2 separate regions of the Homo sapiens genome follow, and region 2 is linked to region 1. Evidence: read pairs that join two places in POLR2A ChIA-PET (ENCODE). Cell type or tissue: A673. All regions are shown on one strand. Links, peaks and the distances in the headings refer to the core of each region. The heading gives the core; the rest is flanking DNA.

What was found. ChIA-PET counts read pairs that join two places held together with the same protein. Peaks named below come from ENCODE experiments on the same cell type or tissue, not always from the same donor. Only the 100,000 strongest peaks of a DNase experiment are listed, where the experiment ranks them.
Region 2: POLR2A ChIA-PET joins it to region 1 with 10 read pairs; 2 of 35 experiments call an interaction of 5 or more read pairs at or near these places.

Annotation. Positions count from the first base shown.
Region 1 is chr1:212,415,403-212,425,716 of GRCh38, forward strand. No RefSeq gene overlaps it. Among named protein-coding and RNA genes, the nearest start is that of PACC1, 5.7 kb to the left of the region's middle. In A673, for the core only: no CTCF peak of the experiment used is centred there; no DNase peak of the experiment used is centred there.
Region 2 is chr1:212,229,571-212,239,884 of GRCh38, forward strand. It overlaps LINC02608 (long intergenic non-protein coding RNA 2608), which reads right to left. Exons shown (of 4, transcript NR_125984.1): 2 at 9,337-9,406; 3 at 633-689. Among named protein-coding and RNA genes, the nearest start is that of LINC02608, 50 kb to the right of the region's middle. In A673, for the core only: no CTCF peak of the experiment used is centred there; a DNase peak (open chromatin) is centred at 5,261.

The DNA of each region.
Region 1 (10,314 bases), core at 4,277-6,776:
CCATGTTCTCTCCATTATTCCAGGGGCAGGAGTACCCCTAGGTTCTTGTCCTGGCTCTGACCCTCCCCTTTAGGTCTTGCAATGCTCTGAGCCCTCCTCTCCTCGCCTTAGAATGCAACTGCTAAACCCTGCCCTGCCTGACAAGGCCTATGAAAGCAGAAAGGAAGGATCGTGCAGAGAAAGCCTAAAGCCGCTGTTCAGCCACAGAAGAAGCCTCAAGCGCTAGATGTGGCGTCAAATCTGGTGTTGGCCCTGTGGCAGGGTGGACCTGAAGACCACATCTTCCTCTCCTCCCACTGCCTGAAACAGCTGTTGTGTGAGGGCCCTCGGCTCCTCAGTGGTGAAGCAGATAGAGGCTGCTTGTTGTGCCTTGGTGAATGCTGCTCTGTGTCCCTTGCAGCTGCAGCTTGGTAACCCCTCCACTCAGGCCACTGGGAGCCTCTTCTCTCCTCAGTGATAAGCAGAATAGTGCCAGCCACATCAAAGAACCCTGGACCTCCTGGAGCATTAGCAATGGGAGGTCCCCATCACCTCTCCTGACCACTCACCCCTATCCTAGGCCCTCTGCTCTTAAATCTGTTATATGGGACAATATATATAGTGCCTAACACATTGTAGGCACTCGACAAATGTTTGTTAAATTTATGAATGGAACACTGATTCCAGCCATTTCATTTAACAGTTGCTTACCAAAACAAATTAACAATAGCAGACCACTAATTAAATTCCTTACTGTGTTAATACAATGGTACTTGATAGAACAAGTTCACACCATCATAGAATATTAGAGCTGGAAGGAACCAGAGAATTCTATTCCAACCCTGTCATTCCTCTCTAGTCTTTGTTGGTGTGACCAAACTGGAAAATTATGGGCTCCCACATTTGAAGGAGATACTGGCTAATAAAATATAAAATATGGCTTAACAAATACAATGTGCTGGGCACTGGGATACAGAAATGGATAAGATACCCTTGGGTCCTGGCTTTCGTGGCTCTTTCATGCAACTGTGGAGAGACAGATCATAAACATGTAAATAATGTTCTGTCCTTGCAGCCCCCAAGTCCTCTCTCCCATTCCTTCATGAGCACACACCAGTCAGGCTTTACTCCCCTCCACTCCACTGGAACAGTGCTTGTCAAGGTCACAAGTGACCTCAGTGTTGTCACATCAGATGGCCATTTTCCCATCCTCCTCTTTCTTGATTTATCAGCCACAGTGGACTTGGCTGATCCTCCCTCCTCCTTGATACGCGTTCCTCCCTGGCTTCCAGGACACCACACACTCCCGGCTTGCTCCTACCTCACTTTGAAGCCATCCTCACAGGGTTAACACGAATTCTGCACAGAAATAGAGTTATAATTAAGCATTAATCAGGCTGTAATTTGACCCACTTCCTTGTAGCCAAAAGTCATGTAGCACTAGATACTGACCATTTGCATCTCCACTGCTCCTACAGGTAGGATTTCTGACATTGGAATCATAAGGCTTTTGCTTAAGAATTGTTTAAGGCCAGGCCCAGTGGCTCACGCCTGTAATCCCAACTCTTTAGGAGGCCGAGGCGGGCGGATTGCCTGAGGTCAGGAGTTCGAGACCAGCCTGGCCAACATGGTAAAACTTCATCTTTACTAAAAATACAAAAATTAACCAGGCATGGTGGCGGGCACCTATAATCCCAGCCTCCCTAGCCTCCCTACTCAGGAGGCTGAGGCAGGAGAATCGCTTGAACCCGGGAGGCAGAGGTTGCAGTGAGCCAAGATCACACCATTGCACTCCAGCCTGGGCGACAATAGCAAAATTCTGTCTCAAAAAAAAAAATTGCTTAAAATGTTTTTCAGATCACAAATTCCAGTGAAACAGCTGACACCAACAAGTTTGAAGACACCAACAGAGGAATGGAATCAGCATGAGAATACAGCTGCTTCTCTCTCTGTCCAATGATTTCACCCTGTTCCCTTTGGCCAATCAGCAGTCTCCACACTTCAGCCTACTCCTTAAAAACCCTTAGAAAAGCCGCAAACTCCTTGAGAGAGGGTTTGAGGTTCCCCTCCATCTCCTCGATTGGAGGCCCTATTGGTAAGCCTCTTTTTCTACTGCAACTCCGTCTTGGCATATTGACTTGCTGCACACATCAGGCAACAGGCCTATTACAGTTACAGTTACTGCTCTTTCTCAGCCTCTCTGCTGACTTCTCCTCATCTCAGCTCTACAGGGCGGACTTTCCCAAAGCTAGGTTTGTTGTTGTTGTTTTGGTTTTTTTTAGATGGAGTCTCGCTCTGTCACCCAGGGTGGAGTGCAGTGCGGCAATCTTGGTTCACTGTAACCTCTGCCTCCCGGGCTCAAGTGATTCTCCTGCCTCAGCCTTCCAAATAGCTGGGATTACAGGTGCCTGCCACCATGCCTGGCTAAAATTTTCATATTTTTAGTAGAGACGGGGTTTCGTCATGTTGGCCAGGCTGGTCTCAATCTCCTGACCTCAAGTGATCTGTCTACCTCAGCCTCCCAAAGTGCTGGGGGAATTATAGGCGAGAACCACCACGCCCAGCCCCAAAGCTAGATTTTCCACCTCCTTTCTATTCACTCCGTAGGGGCTAGTGAAGTGGTCACCTCTAGCCTCATGGCTTGAATTATCATCTATACCCTAAAGATTCCTGCTATAATTGACTTGTGTTCCCCCAAAATATGTTGAGGACCTAGACCTCAGTACCTCAGAATGTGACCTTAGATGGAAATAGGGTCATTGCAGATGTAACTAGGATGAGGTCATATTGGAGTAAGGTGATCTCTCAGTCCAATATGACTCGTCCTTATAAAAAGGTGGAAGACATGGGCCAGGGTGGTAGGATGCTAATATATCTGGGGGATGTCAAGAGAGGCCTCCTGATGGCAGTTACTTTTGAGTTGAGACCTAAATGACAAGAAGGGACTAGCACATGATGGTCTGTGCGGGTACAGGCAGAAGGCACAGGTACAGTACACAGGCCCTAGGCTGAAGCCAAGCAGAAGGCAGTGTCAGTGGAGAGGACCACTAGGGGCATGTAGTGTAACCACCTGATGGGTTCTTCCTGCCTGCTGTATAGACAATATCAATTCACTGAGACCATGGCATTGCAGTAAAGAAAGAGTTTAACTGACTGAGGCCACAGGGAGACAGAGTTATTACACAAATCAATCTCCCCAAGCATTTGGGGGCCAGGGGTTTTCAAAGGTAGTTTGTGGGATAGGATAGGGGTGGGTGCTTGCTATTGATTGGTTGGGGTTGCAATCACAGGGGTGTGGGAAATGGTCCTCCAGTGCACTTAGTCACTGCTGGGTGGGGGCCACAGGAGTGATTGGTGGGTCCAGGTGGAGCCATCAGTGTCGGACATGCAAAAAACCCGAAAAGACATTTCAAAAAGCCAAGCTGAGGTTCTACGATAGTGACGTTATCTGCAGGAGTAATTGGGGAAGTTGCAATGTCTTGTGACCTCTAGAATAATGGCTGGCAATCATTTACATGTATACCTTAGCAGGAGGCATTTTCAGGAGTCAGGGCAAGGGAGAAGCCAGGGCTTTTTTTTCCCTGTTCTCTGCCTCTCACAGTTTCCCTTCCATGGCTCCAGCCCCTGATACAAAGGCTTTTTGTGGTCCTAGCTTCAGCCAGGTGACTCAGGCCCTTAGACTCTAATAAACACCACTGTTGCCTGGCGTGGTGGCTCACGCCTGTAATCCCAGCACTTTGGGAGGCTGAAGCGGGTGGATCACCTGAGGTCGGGAGTTTGAAGCCAGCCTGACCAACATGGAGAAACCCTGTCTCTACTAAAAATACAAAGAATTAGCCGGGCGTGGTGGCGCACACCTGTAATCCCAGCTACTCGGGAGGCTGAGGCAGGAGAATCACTTGAACCTGGGAGGTGGAGGTTGCAGTGAGCTGAGATTGTGCCACTGCACCCCAGCCTGGGCAACAAGAGCAAAACTTCATCTCAGAAAAGATACATAAAAATAAATAAACACCCCTGTTACCCTTCCATTGGCTGGAATGGTGACTTCCTGCTGTTGATACTCTTGGTTGCCTCAGGGTTATTGTCTCAGCTTCTTTCATCACCTGTGTAACTGGCTCCCTGTATTCAGCCATTCTGTTCTATCCAGAATGGTTTCTATTTTGGGAGAGAGAGCATCAGGATAAATAGCTAATGCATGTGGGGCTTAATACCTAGGTGATGGGTTGATAGATGCAGCAAACCACCATGGCACACGTTTACCTATGTAACAAACCTGAACATTCTGTACATGTATCCCAGAACTTAAAATAAAATAAAATTTTAAAGAAAAAGAATACTTTCCATTTTTCTTGCCGGTGACTAACGGATTCCAAGTGCTTTGGAAAAATATGTCTGGGTTCAAGTAGAAAATGACAATCAGAGGGGTGCCTGGAGAAATCCAAGGGCCTATAAGCATGTTATTCATGTATAGACTTATCCTCAGCATCTCAGGGAGGGGGGAGTTATATGGGATCAGTAGAAATTAGAAGGGTCTTTTGGCTTAAAGATGTTCCTTACAAACAGAACTGTAGAAAGAGAAAGGGCCCAAGCAGAGAGGCAGTACAAGGTATGATAGGGATGTTATCGTGACATGCATCAGGAAGGGGATGATATTCAATTCGGGGGTTTTCAAGGGCCTCCTCCATCCCCAGAGATCTTGTGACACAGTGTAATGTAGATACTGCACTTCGAGGTTTACAATTCCACTACCATTGTTAGTTTTAACACAGTCCTATGAAAGAGGCAGGCTGGCATGTTACTAATGTGGAAATTGAGATTCAGAGTAAAGTTAATGCACACAGATCCTGTTTAAGTCACTCTGCACTAGAAACCCATCCTGTTAAATAAGTAAAAGTATAAACATTTGGTATAGTCGCTGGGGGGAAGGATAGCCTGGTGGTTATGGCAGGCTGTAGGACACATGGCCTGTGCTTGACTTGGCTCTGTCACCTACTGTGAGAGCTACGTGAGGTACTTAAGGTCCCCTGACATAGTAATAGTTATGTCCCAGAGTTAAAGTGAGGATTAAAAGAGCTTATAAACATCAAAGTGCTGAAACCAGTACCTGGCATACAGTGAGCCCTTTTCTGGTCTCCTTTGCCAGTTCTACCAACCACCAAATGTTAGGAGCTCAGTCCCCTCTGTCCACATGCACTTCCCTTGGCGATCTCAGCCATTCCTGTGGCTTTACATACAACACCTATGCCAGTGAATTCCAAAATTTCTATCTCCAGCCCAGAACTCTCCCCTCATTCTAGACTTGTATATTTAATTGCCAATTTGATACCTTCAGTTAGATGTCTAACACACATCACAAACTGAACAAGCCCCAAATTGATCTTGATCTTCTCCTCCAAAACCTACTCCTATATCAATAAATGGCAATTCCATCTTTCTAGTTACTCAGGGCAACAACCTCCAACTCACCTCTGACTCCTCTCTGTTTCTTACATCCCAAGTCTCATCTGTCAGCAAATTCTATCAACCACATCTTCAAAACATATCCATAGTCAACCACTTCTCACCACATCCCCAGGCACCACCCTGGTCCAAGCAGCCATCATCTCCCACCTGGATTATTGCAGTAGCCTCCCGGCTTCAGCCAGAGTTATTCCATTAACATTTAAACTTATTCTGTCACAGGTGTCCTAACCAGAATGACTCCATCTTGAATAAAGGCCATATAAAGCCAAAAAAAAAAAAAAAAACTGCTGGGTGACTTTCTCAGGAAGTTAGGCACTCTTTATCACAAGATGTCTAGGGCTGAGGAAACAAGTTAATGGAAAAAGGCATTCTTAGTTTAAAAATGGGTTTTACTCTAATGATGCTATTAATAGTACACCCATAAATTCTCGCTGAAATCAATAGTTACACAAGAGAACATGAATACTAATATCCTGTCACAAGCTGATCACAGGACTTTATAATAAAGTACACTATTCTTAGCCCTAATATCCTATGTAAGCAAGCGTTACATTAAGGTAGAGGCATTCCTCCTCTTGCTTTCTGAGCATGCCCTACTCTGTAATAGAGTGGTTTCTAATAAACTATTTAAACTTTACTATACTCTGTGACTTGCCCTGAATTATCTCCCTGCAAGAGCCAAGAACCTGCTCTTGGGTTCTTGGATGAGACCCCTTTTCTGGTAACATTTTCCCATTGCATCTCCACTGGAACCTTAATGAGGTGAGACCCTCCAACCCAGAGGAAATACACTGTGCAGCACCAATTGGCCAACTTTGGGTAAGTAGTGGAATATATTTTTATAGTGGTAAAGGACGGGGTACTTGTCTAAAACTGGTTAGAGGTCCAACTAGGAAGGGTTGGAGGCCCTCCACATCCTCATAGCTGGATATGGATTCAGTGTGACGAGATATTAACCATTACTCCCTTTGGATTAGCCCTCCTTGCACTCTTGGCTGCTCGTTAAAGGCTGCTACTTGCCAGTTTCCTGATTGCTGTCTATGTTTTACTGCTGTGTTTTCCTGCTGTTTTTCACAGGCCTCACTTGACCAGTCCTGATATTTTTAACTTTTCACTTTCCTCATTTGCCTTCAGATTATCGGCTCTTCGCCTGTCTGCTCCGGCATCCTGTTAAGGTACATTGGGGATGAATGGTTCTGCAAGATTTACTTTCCCTATATGTAGCCCATTTACATGAATTATTTATTGCCTCCCCTTCTCTCAAAATTGAAACTTGGTACTTCCAATTTTTATTTATTTATTTATTTATTTATTTGGAGATGAAGTTTTGCTCTGTCGCCCAGGCTGGAGTGCAGTGGCGTGATCTCAGCTCTCTGCAACCTCCGTTCCCCAGGTTCGAGTGATTCTTATGCCTCAGCCTCCCGAGTAGCTGGGACTACGGGTGTGTGCCACCATGCCTGGCTAATTTTTGTATTTTTAGTAGAGACGGGGTTTCAGCATGTTGGTCAGGCCGGTCTTGAACTCCTGACCTCAAGTGATCCACCCACCTCGGCCTCCCAAAGTGCTGGGATACAGGCGTGAGCCACCGCGCCCAGCCAGTACTTACAAATTTTAAATGAAAAATTCCAGGGTGTATGATTGAGCCAGGCAGCAATTATGCCAGTCCCATGTAGACAAACAGCTATAGAATAGGGAATTGGAGATTTGTTTTTAGCAGTTCCTTTTCATCTGCTCACTAATCAAATGACTTTTACTTCTTGGTTACGGACAGCAAGACCATGTAAGTTTCACCCTGCTTGCCATCACTGTCCTGAGCCTGGACATTCCTTCCCGGGTCTGTGTCATTTCCCTTGCTTAATGAGACATTTCTTTGTCAAGTCCCCTATTGTGGTCTCTCTAGTGCAAATGGCCCAACTCATTATTTGGGTAATATGAATAGCTGAATTAAAGTGACCATGGGGGCTGGGTATAGTGGCTCACACCTGTAATCCTAGCACTTTGGGAGCCCAAAGCAGGAGGATCATTTGAGCTGAGGAGTTCAAGAGCAGCCTGGGCAACATAGCAAGACCCCGCCTCTATTTTTATTAAAAAAAAAAAAAGTGATCACAGGATCATTTTCCCTTGCTCATTTGGCTCTGAAAGCTCTTTCATCCTTTTTAGTGGAGCTTGGCCAGTGGCAGTACAACCTTATTCACAATGATCTCTATTTTCACCTTTACCTGCTCCCTTCATGGGTAACACAGCCTTAATCCTAAAAAGCTCACCACTAGGGTACATATTAGAGCATTGGGACCAATTTAAATTAGGTGGGCTTAAGAAAAAGAAATGTTTATTTTTATGTAATATTGTTTGGCCCTAATAGGGCCAAATAATAATGTTATTATTCCAAATAATAATAATGTTATTTGGAAAGTCAAGAAAAATGGCCACCTAATGGAACTACAGCCTTTAATAGTTATACTTCAACTTGATTTGTTTTGCAAGCAGGAGGGAAAATGGGGTGAAATACCATATGTTCAAACATTTCTATTGCTTAGTCAGGATAAAACTTTAAAACAAGCATGTGCATATTTAATGAAAATAAAAGAGGAAAACTAATTAGATATTCTAGATGATCTTTCAATGCAAGCCTTGGTCAGTTCCAATGCTTCAGGTGCATCTGCCCCTGTCCCTTCTAGCCCTTCTAGTAGTTCTGTTGAGACCTCTTCATCTCATCCTCCTTACCCGTCTAGCCCTATTTTACATCTACCTCCTTCTGAGATGCTTAGTCCTATTCTGTACCCGTTACTCCCTGAGGAACCCAGCCCCACCTGTATTACCCATAGTGGAGCCTCTTAGCAACTTTCAAAGGAAAATCTTTGCTTAGAGAAGTGGTAAATGGGGAACAGGGCACTATAAGGGTATGTGTCCCTTTTTCTATGTCTGATTTGGCATTATGCAAAGAAAAATTTGGTTGTTTCTCTGAAGACCTAGGAAAATTTATAGATGAGTTTGAGAAACTAACTCTGACATAATTTAACCTGGCAGGATTTGCATATTTTGTTATCCACCTGCTGTACAGTGGAAGAAAAACAGTGGATTTTGGAAATAGCTAGGACACATGCAGATGAAATGCTATCCCACAATTCTAATCATACTATCTACAGGGTTGGGGGTATTGCAGTTCCTGATCAAAATCGAGGATGGAATGATCAAAGGAATAGTGAAGACTGAGAAGAGAGATCACATGATCACTTGTTTATTAGAAGGGATAAACACATGTACGAAAAAACATGTTAATTATGATAACGTGAAGGAAGTTACCCAAGGTAAAGATGAGAATCTGGCTTTGTTTCAGGGACAATTGAGGCAATTAGGAAATACACTGATCCCACTTCAAAAGGACAAACCTGATTAGGGGTACATTGTATAATCCAGTCTGCCCTTGATATCCATTGGAAACTGCAAAAAAAGCAGCCTTGGTTCCCCAGACTACTATGAACCAGTTTTGGGACACGGCATTTATGGTTTTTAATAACAAGGACAAGACAGAGAAAGCAGAAAAACTTAAGACAGCTTCTCAAAAGGAACAGCTCTTAGCTGTGGCCTTAAGCTTGCCACACATATGGGGGTTGCCCTTACACTTCTCAGCCTTGGCAAGGGAAGCTAGAAGGCAGAAAGCCCCAATCTGGGCTTCCAGATCACCGCAACTTGAATATAAATTAATGTGCTTGCTGTAAGACAACTGGCCATTAGGAAGAGGCGCACCACTCACTCTCGGGTTTGCTCAGACATCCTTAGTTTAGGTGCTGAAGGCCAAGAGTGATGGGGCTCAAGACCTTCTGCCACAGCTCTCATTGGGCAACAAAACCATGTATCTGGAGGATCCTGGGGTAACCCTTGAAGTGGCAGGTAAGAATATTAATTTCCTTCTCTATACAGGGGCTGCTTGCTCTGTTTTGGCACATTATGAAGAGGCTTTATCATCCCGAGACTGTATGATCACAGGGATAAATGGACAAGCTCATAGGTGCTGTTTTAGCATCCTATAAGCTGCTCTTCTTTTTTTTTTTTTTCTTTTTTTGAGACAGAGTCTCATTCTGTCACCAGGCTGAAGTGCAGTGGCACGATCTCGTCTCATGGCTTTGTATGTTTTTCTTTTAATGCCTGAATGCCCTGCCTCTCTTTTGGGAAGAAATGTATTAATTCAGCTTCAAACTGTAGACTCTTTCAGAGATTACAAGGTGGATGAGGAATTGCTTTTACTTCTCTCCAAGACAATGGAGAAAAATTAATAGAGATTCAGCTAGCTTGCATGTTGTAGTAACCTCCCAAATAGATCCTATGGTTTGGAACATTTAAGTTCTGGGGAGGGCATTACATACCCCTCCAGTTTGTATTTAACTTAAACCAAACCTGGTGTCTCATATTCCCTGGAAAAGACAATACCCTCTGAGACCAGAGGCACAAAGAGGAATCCAGCCATTAATAAATAAGTTTCTGCAGTTTGGTTTGCTGAGACTCTGAGTCTCCCTGTAATACTCCAATCTTGTCAGTTAAAAAGACAAGTGGAGACTATAGATTTGTTCAAGACCTCCTGGTTGTCAATGAGGCTGTTGTTCTCATACATCCTATAGTATGCAATCCTTACAGGCTGTTAGCCCAGGTCCCTGGGGGTGCTAATTGGCTTACAATCTTAGATCTTAAGGAAGCCTTTTTCTGTATTTTGGTGCACCCTGATTCACAATCCATCTTTGCTTTTGAATGGACTGACCCACATAGTCATTTAGTTTCTCAATTAACTTGGACAGTTCTTCCCTAGGGGTTTGGAGATACCCCTCATTTATTTGGAAATGCGTTGGCTAAAGAATTTAAAATGTTATGATTGGATAA
Region 2 (10,314 bases), core at 3,871-6,370, 190 kb before region 1:
TGGTCTCGATCTCCTGACCTTGTGATCCACCTATCTCGGCCTCCCAAAGTGCTGGGATTACAGGCGTGAGCCACTGCGCCCGCCCTCTTCTTTTTTTCTTCCTTGCTTTCTTTCTTTTCCCTCCTCCCTTCCTCTCCCCACCTTTATTTATTTCTTTCAACATGTACTGCCTGCTTACTATATATTAGTCACAGTCTAAATGCTGGAGATGCAGAGATGAATAACACATGGCCCCAGCCCTCCTGGAACTCAGTTTAGCGTGGGAGGCAGATGGAGGCACAGATCATTCCAGTACAGTGGTTAACGATAGAGATAAGTACAGGGTGAGCTCAATGTAGGGGTCCCTAATCCAGCTTGGCTTGGGAGAGAAGGCAGGAAGCTTCCTGGAAGAGATGATGGCAGATTGATTGGGAGTGGCTGAAAAAGGAGCAGGGCTCAAGGCCTTTACCTGGCAGGCCAGGTCATTCACATGGTTTATGAGCACTGGATAAAGGGAATGGGATGAAGGGCTTTGGGGGTATGGGTCTTCCATGAGATATGACACCAGATTTTGATGTCACTGCATATGGTTAGGACCACAGGGGCAGGGCAGAAATGATGTCTACTACTGTGGGACAGTACTAGTGACTTACCTCTGAAATCTGGGGACATTCCAAGGTATCTGCTCAGATGGTTGATCCTGGGGAATCCTGGAAGAAATGAAAGCTGAAATGAAAGATCACTCTTGAAGGCCAGTACATGACATATATGTACTCAGGGGTGAAGAGTCATGTAAGGGGAAATGGGCAGTGGGTAGTCAAGGTGTGAATGAAGATCACTGCTCAATAGAGTGGGGCGGTGAGGCTTGGGGAGGTGGAGGAGGACTCTTGGCTTCTCTAAAAAAAAAAAAAAGGCCTAACTTGTGCTGCAAGTTTTACTGGATGCCCAGGACTCTGGAGGAGTTTTTGCGCCAGTAGACAGGCAAGTGGCCACAACAGTTCTTATGCCCCACAAGGGCAGAGCCTTACATTGGCAGCTCCCTGAGTTACTTGAAGCAGGAGACCTTTTGTAACCTCAAGAAGACAAGAGGAATTCTGTTGAGGGAAGCTTAATCCCTGCTCCTTGGAGATCTCGGCATGATAGTAGAAAGAGCACATATGAGCTAGGAAAACATAAGTATCACATCTGATGATACCAACTGCAACAATAGTAATAGCCACTGTGTATCTAGTCTCTACCCTGTGGCAGGGCTTTTCATGTATTACTTAACCCTCATAACTACATAATAATATATAATGATAGAAGGTACTGTCATTCCCTCCATTTTATAGATGGGGAAATCAAAGTTTGGAAAGGTCACAGGTAGGAAGTCATAGAGTCACATTTGAACCCAGGTCATTCTAACTCTAGAGCCTCTGATCTCAACTGCTGTCCTTACTGTGAATAAATATTCAGTGCAGCTTCTCTTTGACTTGACCATAGGACCACAGCCCACCTGAAATGGTAGAATAGAGAGACCCTAGAGACTGATGAACTGCATTTCTACAGCACTACTAGTTATTATGAAGATGGATAATCTAAAATTTTCTATTTCTCTAACATGTAGTCTTAGGGCACTCAATATTAGTATTAGCCAAGAACATATGATTTGAGGGGAAAAATATGGATTAGAAAACAATCGCTCTGAAGTCTACTACTTTGGTAGTTGTTATGGAATGAATGTTTGTGTCCCTCCAAAGTTCATAAGTTCAAGTCCTAATCCCCAACCTGGTGGTACTATTAATAGATGAGGTCCTGAGGGCAGAGCCCCATGATTGGATTAGTGCCCTTATAAGAACAGGAAGACAGACAGACTAGAGCTTTCTTTCTTGCTCTCTCTCCATGGGTACACACCAAGGAAAGTCCATGCAAGGACATAGCAAGAAGGCAGCCATCTGCAAGCCAGGAAGAGAGCCCTCACCAAGAATCACATCTGCTGGTACTTTGATCTTGGACTGTAAGACACCTCCAGAACTGTGAGAAAATTGACATCCGTTGTTTGAGCCACCCAGTCTATGGTATTGTGTTACAGCAGCCAGAGTTGACTAAGGCAGTAGTAGTTAATATCAGCAGCTGGGTGAACACACTCTCTGTGTGTGTGTCTGTGAACTAGATCCTCTTAGTCAAAAGGGTTGTTGACTGTGTCTTGAGACCCCTCACTCTCTATATTAGTTTTGGGTGTTCTTTTTCTCATTGGTATTTATGAATAATTTATGCAAAAATGAGTTTTTAAAAACCTTCGGAAAAAAATATATTAGTTGGTTTATGATTCTTCAACAGATCAGAAATTGGGCACTCCCTGTCACCTGTGGCCCCCAGGGAGGCATGCAGATAGCTTTTACAAGTGAGAGGAGAGCTAGGATCTGCAGAGACCACTGGACTGCCTGCCTCCCTCCTTGCTCTGGGAGTCCTCCATGGTTCTGAGGGAGGCACAGATAATCTCTACAAGCTGTCTGGGCTCCCAGGTATTTGCTACAGAAGGTCTCGTGTGTTCAGAGGACCTAAAGCTACGGTACCCTTGAGGATGAGGAGAAAGGTGTACTTTCTCCCCTGTACAGAAGGCATGTGGAGAGCTGTGGCTTGGGAGGAGAATACCAGTGTGCCTCCCACTTCCTTAGCAGCCGGGCCTCCCTCCCCAGAGGGGCTGCACCACTTCTCAACTAGTGGCAGCTCATGAAATCCTCAAGTAGGAAGTGTATTAGTCAGGGTTCTCTAGAGGGACAGAACTAATAGGATGGATTTATATATAAAGGGGAATTTATTAAGAGGATTGACTCACACGATCACAAGATGAGGTCCCATAATAGGCTGGCTGCAAGCTGAGGAGCAAGGAGCAAGTCTGAGTCCCCAAGCTGAATAACCTGGAGTCTGATATTTGAGGGCAGGAAGCAACCAGCATGGGAGGAAGATGTAGGCTGGGAGGCTAAACCAGTCTAGTCTTTTCACGTTCTTCTGCCTGCTTTTATTCTGGCCGCACTGGCAGCTGATTAGACTGTGCCAACCCAGACTGAGGGTGGGTCTGCCTTTCCCAGTCCACTGACTCAAATGTTAATCTCCTTTGGCAACACCCTCACAGACACACCCAGGAACAACACTTTGCATCCTTCAATCCAATCAAGTTGGCACTCAATATTAACCATCACAGGAGGAATCTGCAAAGGTCATTTAGCCCAGCGCTTCTTAGTCCATAAGGTTCAAGCATTTTACCTGGGAACTTTGTTAGGGAGGAGATTTTTTTTTTGAGATGGAGTCTCGCTCTGTCACCCAGGCTGGACTGCAGTGGCATGATCTTGGCTCACTGCAAGCTCCACCTCCTGGGTTCACACCATTCTCCTGCCTCAGCCTCCTGAGTAGCTGGGACTACAGGTGCCTGCCACCACGCCCAGCTATTTTTTTTTTGTATTTTTTAGTAGAGATGGGGTTTCACCATGTTAGCCAGGATGGTCTTGATCTCCTGACCTCATGATCTGCCCGCCTCGGCCTCCAAAAGTGCTGGGATTACAGGTGTGAGCCACTGCGCCCGGCTGAGAGGAGATTCTTATTCAGGAGGTCAGGGTGGGGCCTCAGCGTCTTTAACAAGCTCCCAGGTGATGCTGCTGCTGCTGATCTGGGGACCACACTTTGAAGAGCAAGAATTTACTCTATGTCAAGGTAGGCTACATTTCAGTGACCATCACAGTCAAGTGAATGTCCATCCTGATACAGAGAAGCAAATTCTCTTCTTCAACAGCTTTCTTACCTTGTAGAAGCTCTTACTCAGCAAGCACAAATCCCTTTAGTTTCATGCCCATTTTTTCAAGTTCTTCTCTCAGCAGAGATGGAGATGCAAAGTAGCCCTCTCCCATATCATAATCCTTAGTTATTTAAAGACTACTAAGTCAGATCTATTTTTAAAAGCACCACTTCTCTCTCTGTTCTTATGCCTGTGTTACCCAGGTTGGTTAGTAGGAATGAAACTCCTGGGGCACTCTTGGCTGAGGACTTGGCACTGGAAACATTCATGATCTGCTTATGCAGCTGGAATCTCCTCACATGCCCATATACTATTCTTTCTCAGTTCTCTACAGTAAAGGAATGGCAAAGTTATAAAAGTCAAAATCTGAAGAGGAGTGAAAACCTCCACTTAACCTTTAGTATCATCACTCCTCTTCTCAGAACTCGATCAAGATGTTATTCACAGGTAACAGTGACCTGGTTTGGATTTTCTCTTTCCTCCCTGGCTCTACATGTCTCATGGTCAAAAGAACTTGGAAGCAAAGACTTAGCCATCTACCATGGCCAAGCAAAGGAACCTGCATAACCCCCAATAGGCCTGGGCACAGTGGCTCACGCCTGTAATCGCAGCACTTTGGGAGACCGAGGCGGGCAGATCACGAGGTCAGGAGATCAAGACCATCCTGGCTAACACAGTGAAACCCCATCTGTACTAAAAAATACAAAAAAATTAGACAGGCATGTTGACGGGTGCCTGTAGTCCCAGCTACTCGGGAGGCTGAGGCAGGAGAATGGCATGAACCCGGGAGGCGGAGCTTGCAGTGAGCTGAGATCACGGAGCCAGACTCCGTCTCAAAAAAAAAAAAAATTAATAACCCCCAACCTGAATGAGAGTCCACAGGTTGGATCTGAAGTACCCAATAGTCCGTGTTCGAGGGTTCTATCCCCCTGAGCTCTCTGCTTTCTTTCTGCCCCAGAAAGGACTGCTGTCAGGTCTTTGCACGTTTGTGTGACTTTAAGTCAACATGTTTCCTCTCTCCAGGACACTTGTATTTTAAAACCTTTCTCTCCAGTATGGAATGAAATTTGTCCTTTGTTAAAGAAGCTAATGGTCCCAGGTGACAGGTTATTTTATGTATTATACCTGCCTAGGATGGCACAGTAGACATTGCCTACTAGAAAGAAGGTACTGCCACTTACAGGTTCACAGTGATATCCGGGGTGGAAGGGAGGACTCTTCCAGGAGAAAGCAAGGCATCCAGGAGGAGACCACCAAGAGGGCCTGTGTCCTTTGCAGGTTTCTGGGGGTGCAGAGTTATTCAGAAGTCTGCTGTTACCCTGACCCCATCCTCAGCAGAACTTCCTCCATCATTTCAGAAGGTAAAATGAGGCAACTAGAGCAAAGGATGAGATGGCAACTTCTGTTTTGCTTTTTTTTTTTTTTTTTTTTTTTCTGACAGGCAGTGTGTAGGGAGCTCTGTATGGGGAGTATGACTCACCAGTATTGGTCATGACTCTGGGCCCAGGATTCACAAGTGTTCCAAAATTAGCAACTGGCCGTGGTGTACACCCACAGAGCAGTTAGACATTTCCCATTGAAAACACTCAATGGGAAAGCTACAAGGATAAAGGGAAGGTTAAAAGAGCTGTAGATTATTACAGCTCTTCTAGTTAGCCTACGGAATATCTTCCTCTCTGCTTGTCCATTTATATTTCTCATTCTCTTTCTGGAGAACACATTCCTCTTTGCTTCAGCATTTAGTACTTGTTCATTCATCCATTTAGGAATTTTTTTTAATTGAACATCTTCCCTGTGTCTAGCACCGTTCTGGGTGTGAGGGAGGCATCAGAAATAAAGCAGTCCTTAGTCTCCTGGAGTTCATGGTTCAGTGGGCCAACCTTGGGCAAGTGACCTAATCTCTTAAAATTTCCTCATTTGTGAAATAGGCATAATAGGCCAGGAGCGGTGGCTCACGCCTGTAATCTCAGCACTTTGGGAGGCCAAGGCAGGTGGATCACCTGAGCTCAGGAGTTCGAGACTAGCCTGGCCAACATGGTGAAACCCTGTCTCTACGAAAAATACAAAAATTAGCCAGATGTGGTGGCACGCACCTGTTAATCCCAGCTACTTGGGAGGCTGAGGCAGGAGACTTGCTTGAACCCGGGAGGCAGAGGTTGCAGTGAGCCGAGATTGAGCCATTGTACTCCAGCTTGGGCAACAAGAGCAAAACTCTGTCTCAAAAAAAAAAAAAAAAAAAAAGAAAGAAAGAACGAAAAAAAAGAAATAGACATAATAATGTACCTGATTCATTGTATATATACAATGTATATATAGCACTCATCAGAGTGCCTGATGCTTAGCCGACATTTAATCAATGTAAGTTGTTAGCTTCTGTTGAGAAACTGGTGTGGGACTAAGATGATTGTTGTCCTGATTTGCCTGTTGGTGTCATAGTCAGATCTTCACCCTGGGAACTTAGGGCCTCAACAGTACCATGGCTGGGAACTTAGCTACAGTGGGGAGGGACCCAGAGATGCTGAGCTTAGTATATGCCTCCACTCCATTGGTCAAACTCGCTCAATCTAAAAGGAGCTGGGTAATCAGTGAGTGCTTGGTGGTGGTAATAAAGAATCTGTCTACGGTGTAATTCAATTTTGTAGTCGTTATCTTTTCCATTTTAGTGTAGGGACCCACCCAATCAGACAGCTGCACAATGAAAATAAAGGCTGGGAATGCCAGGGTGTGTCACTGGTTGTAGTCCCACGCTAGCAAGGGGAAAGTCAGGTTGCAAAACCAGCGCTGCCTGCCTTCAGTGGAGAAACCATGTAACCTCCCAGGCCTGCAGCTTCCCTAGGCCTCAGTTCCTTCCCTGGGCATCCTCCTTGGTGAGGTTTCTGGATCCCTGCAGGCACTGGTAGTTTTTGGTTTGGGTGCTCATATAAAACTCCTTACAAGTCTGTTAACACAATCTTATCTTACTGTCATTATTTGCATGTTAGTTCCTTAATAGGTCCTATTTCTTTCTGTCTTCCTGATGACCCTTCCAAGAGCTCCTTTAGGTTTGGAAAAGGCAGAGTAGATCCTCTGGCCTTCCCCAATGAGGACCTGGGTGGGTGGTGGTGGTAGTAGGGGGTCGGTAGACAAAGCCATCTTTAAGGAGGTGCCTTCTGCATCACCCTCCATTGTGAGATTCCAGGCAGGTGCCTTAAAATAGCTCTGCCACTAGCTGATCACTCAATCCCATTTACAAGGGCAAACCTTCTTCTGTCAGGGAGAAAAGGTTTAAACATACAGAGGGAGGTAACTGTTGCAGTAAGTAGCCTTAAAGCAAGCAGAGGGGCGCTAAATCATCTCTAAACTTCCAGGTCTATGATTCTAAGATCTTAATTATCCTAACTGGGAAGGAGAGAAGAAAAGAAAAAAAAAATAGGTGGCTTAGAAAGTGAGCAGAGAGTGTAAAGCTTGGAGATTTTTCTATTTGAGATTTGGCTGCATTTAGAGCCAGTTTTTAAGCATTGCCAGGTTCACCTTTGTAAAAGGCGTTTAGAAATCTGCCACTATCAGATTTAAATCAATCTGGCTAATTGGTGTGATTGGAAAGTTGCAGTGGGGCAAGTAATCAGATTGGTTCCGGAGCCTCCACCCTTTGCTGTGCCTGGGTGCTACCTCCTGCAGGGTAGCATATTCCCAATTTTTGTGGTTTTGCAGTGGCCTCCTTTCCTAAGCCCACTAAGCATTTTCCTGTTCTTTTGCAAGGTCTTCTTTTTGTGTCAGGGTGTGGTGGAGCCACACAGGACTGGCATGATATTCACCACTTGTTACTTATGGAACTTGAACATATTTAACCTCTCTGACCATCAGTTTTCTCATCTGTAAAATGAGACCACATTAACGTAGCTTATAGACTTACTATGAGAATTAAATGTATACATGTGTAGATGATCATATTAGACTTTAATTGAAAAGCTTTCCAGTAGGTGTCTTAGTCTGCTTTCTGTTGCAATAACTAAATCCCTGAGACTAGGTACTTTTTTTTTTAAAGGAATTTATTTGGCTGGGCGCAGTGGCTCACGCCTGTAATCCCAGCACTTTGGGAGGCCGAGGTAGGCGGATCACGAGGTCAGGAGATCAAGACCATCCTGGCTAACATGGTGAAACCCCATCTCTACTAAAAATACAAAAAATTAGCCGGGTGTGGTGGCAGGAGCTTGTAGTCCCAGCTACTTGGGAGGCTGAGGCAGAAAAAAGGAATTTATTTCTTACAGTTCTGGAGGCTGAGAAGTCCAGGGACAAAGGATTCCATCTAGTCGGGGCCTTCCTCTTATGGGGACCCTCTGCAGAGTCCCAAGGCAGCTTGGGACATCACATGGTGAGGGGGCTCATGAGAGAGAACCAACCTGGCTTTTTATAACAGACACACTCTTGTGATAACTAACCCACTCACACAATGATAACCTATTATCCATTAACCCAGGAATGGACTAGTCAATCCAATCATGAGGGCAGAGCCCTCATGACTCAGTCACCTCTGAAAGGCCCCACCTCCTGATACTGTTTCACTGGAGAGTGAGTTTCAACATGAGTTTCAAAGGGGACAGTTTCAAATTATAACAGTAGAATTATGTGCATGTCCAGGTGTGCCATTTAGTAGCTGTGAGACCTTAAACAAATTACTGTGCCTCAGTTTTTTTATCTGTAAAATAGAGATAATAATACTACCTACTTCAATGGTTTTTGGTAATGATTAAATGAGTTAATATGTGTAAAATGCTTGGCATAGTAATTGGCAGATGGTGTGTACTATGTTTTAGCTTTTAATATTATTATTATGCATATTATTATGCAACACACCCAGTCTAATACCTGGCACAGAGGAATGTTAAAAAAAAAAAAAAAAGTTTGAATCCCTGTGCTCTGACACCTTTAGCTCCAAACTTGCTGCTGCTACTCAGGATCTCCTTCCTCTCTAGTTGTCCTGTTTAGCTGAGCCTCTCTCCAGCTTATGTGAAACCGTGTCTTGGTAGCTGCTGGGCAATTAGGCATTCAAGGCCCATGTTTGGTGGCCTAGGTAGGCCAGCAGGCAAGTTCAGGAGGGACTGAATCGGTGAGAAGGACCAACAACTTTCACTGACCTCATGACTTCATTCCCTTTATTTGGGGTTCTAGCCTCAGGACACACCAGAGAGGGAAGCCACGGCGTGTCCTTCAGGCCTTCTCAGGAAGCAGGCTTTCCTGAAGGAAGCAGTCCCTAAAACAGACTTGCACCTCTACATTTTGTCAGCCCTGGCACATGCTGTAGGAGGTTCTGGGTTAGCTTCGATGGGGATGTTTTTTCAAGCCTGCAAACTGCAATAGGTGACAACTTCCAGTCCCAAGAGTTTGGCTGGCTCTGCGTTGAACACAAAGCTTCCACTTGCTGCTGAGGGCTGCTGTGCTCTGCCTGCCTTCCAGGGAGAGTTACTTCTGGAAGGCTGTCATGGAGGGAGGAGAGCTAGGCTGCCGGGCCAGCTGCCCACTACACTGGTTCAAACTGGCTGTGCTGGCTCAACAAGGAAAAGACAATCTCACTAATCAGCAGAATCAATCACAGATTAGGAGCTTACCCTGCGAAGGCACAGTGGAGGGTAAAATGGAACAGAAAACAAAGCCCATGTCCTCAAGGAGTTCGCCAAGCTGGTGGAGGAGACGAAAACACTTAAAGAGTAAACTAATAATAACAGGGTATCCGAAGTCACCAGTTTGTCCTTGCAGGTATCAGTGACCTATAGCACTCCTTAAACTCCTGTGGTTCTAGGTAAAACAAACCTTCCCAGCAGAGGCATAATACTACCTATTCTATACCAGGCATTCTTCTAAAGGCTTTTTAATATATTATTTTGTTTAGTTTTCACAGTGACCTTTTGTAGTAGGTGTTAATCTCCTCATTTTCAGATGAGGAAACTCAGGGTCAGACAGGCAAAGGGACTAACCAGAGATCCTCTAGGTAAGAAGTGATGGAACCAGGATCCAAAGCCAGGTTCTCTGGCTCTGGAGGCTGTCCCTTCACCCTCCAGGTTAAACTAGCCGGAGCCAGGGAGGGCGGCTCTGGGAACCACACTGGATAGGACTCCTTCCTCTCTGACGTTGTGGGGAATCCACTGTTGCCTGCTCCTGCCCTTGCTGACTAAAGGCCTCTTGTGTGTGTTGTGTTCAGTAACTTGAGGGAGAATCTGCTCAGTTTGTCCACCCACCACCCAAGGTAGGAATCCCTCTCAGGGAAGGGGTCTCCTGCCCCCTCATAGGCTTTGGGCCACTCCCAGATGGTTGCTTTTAGGGGAGAAAAGGATGCTAATCCAATCAGTTGTGACCAGGATGGTGGTAGTCACATGGCATAGGGGAATCAAATGGTTCCCCGTAACCATCTGATTGTTAGGAGGAGCTTGCCTAGTGCATGCATCTATAAAGAAGGATGTGACAGCTCCTTCCTCCCTACTTATGCTGTATTGCTGCTGGCTGTGCACTCAGAAGCCTTAAAAAACATACATGTTTGCACATAGTATATTTATAAGACTGTTAATAGTGAAAAATAAATGTAACTATCC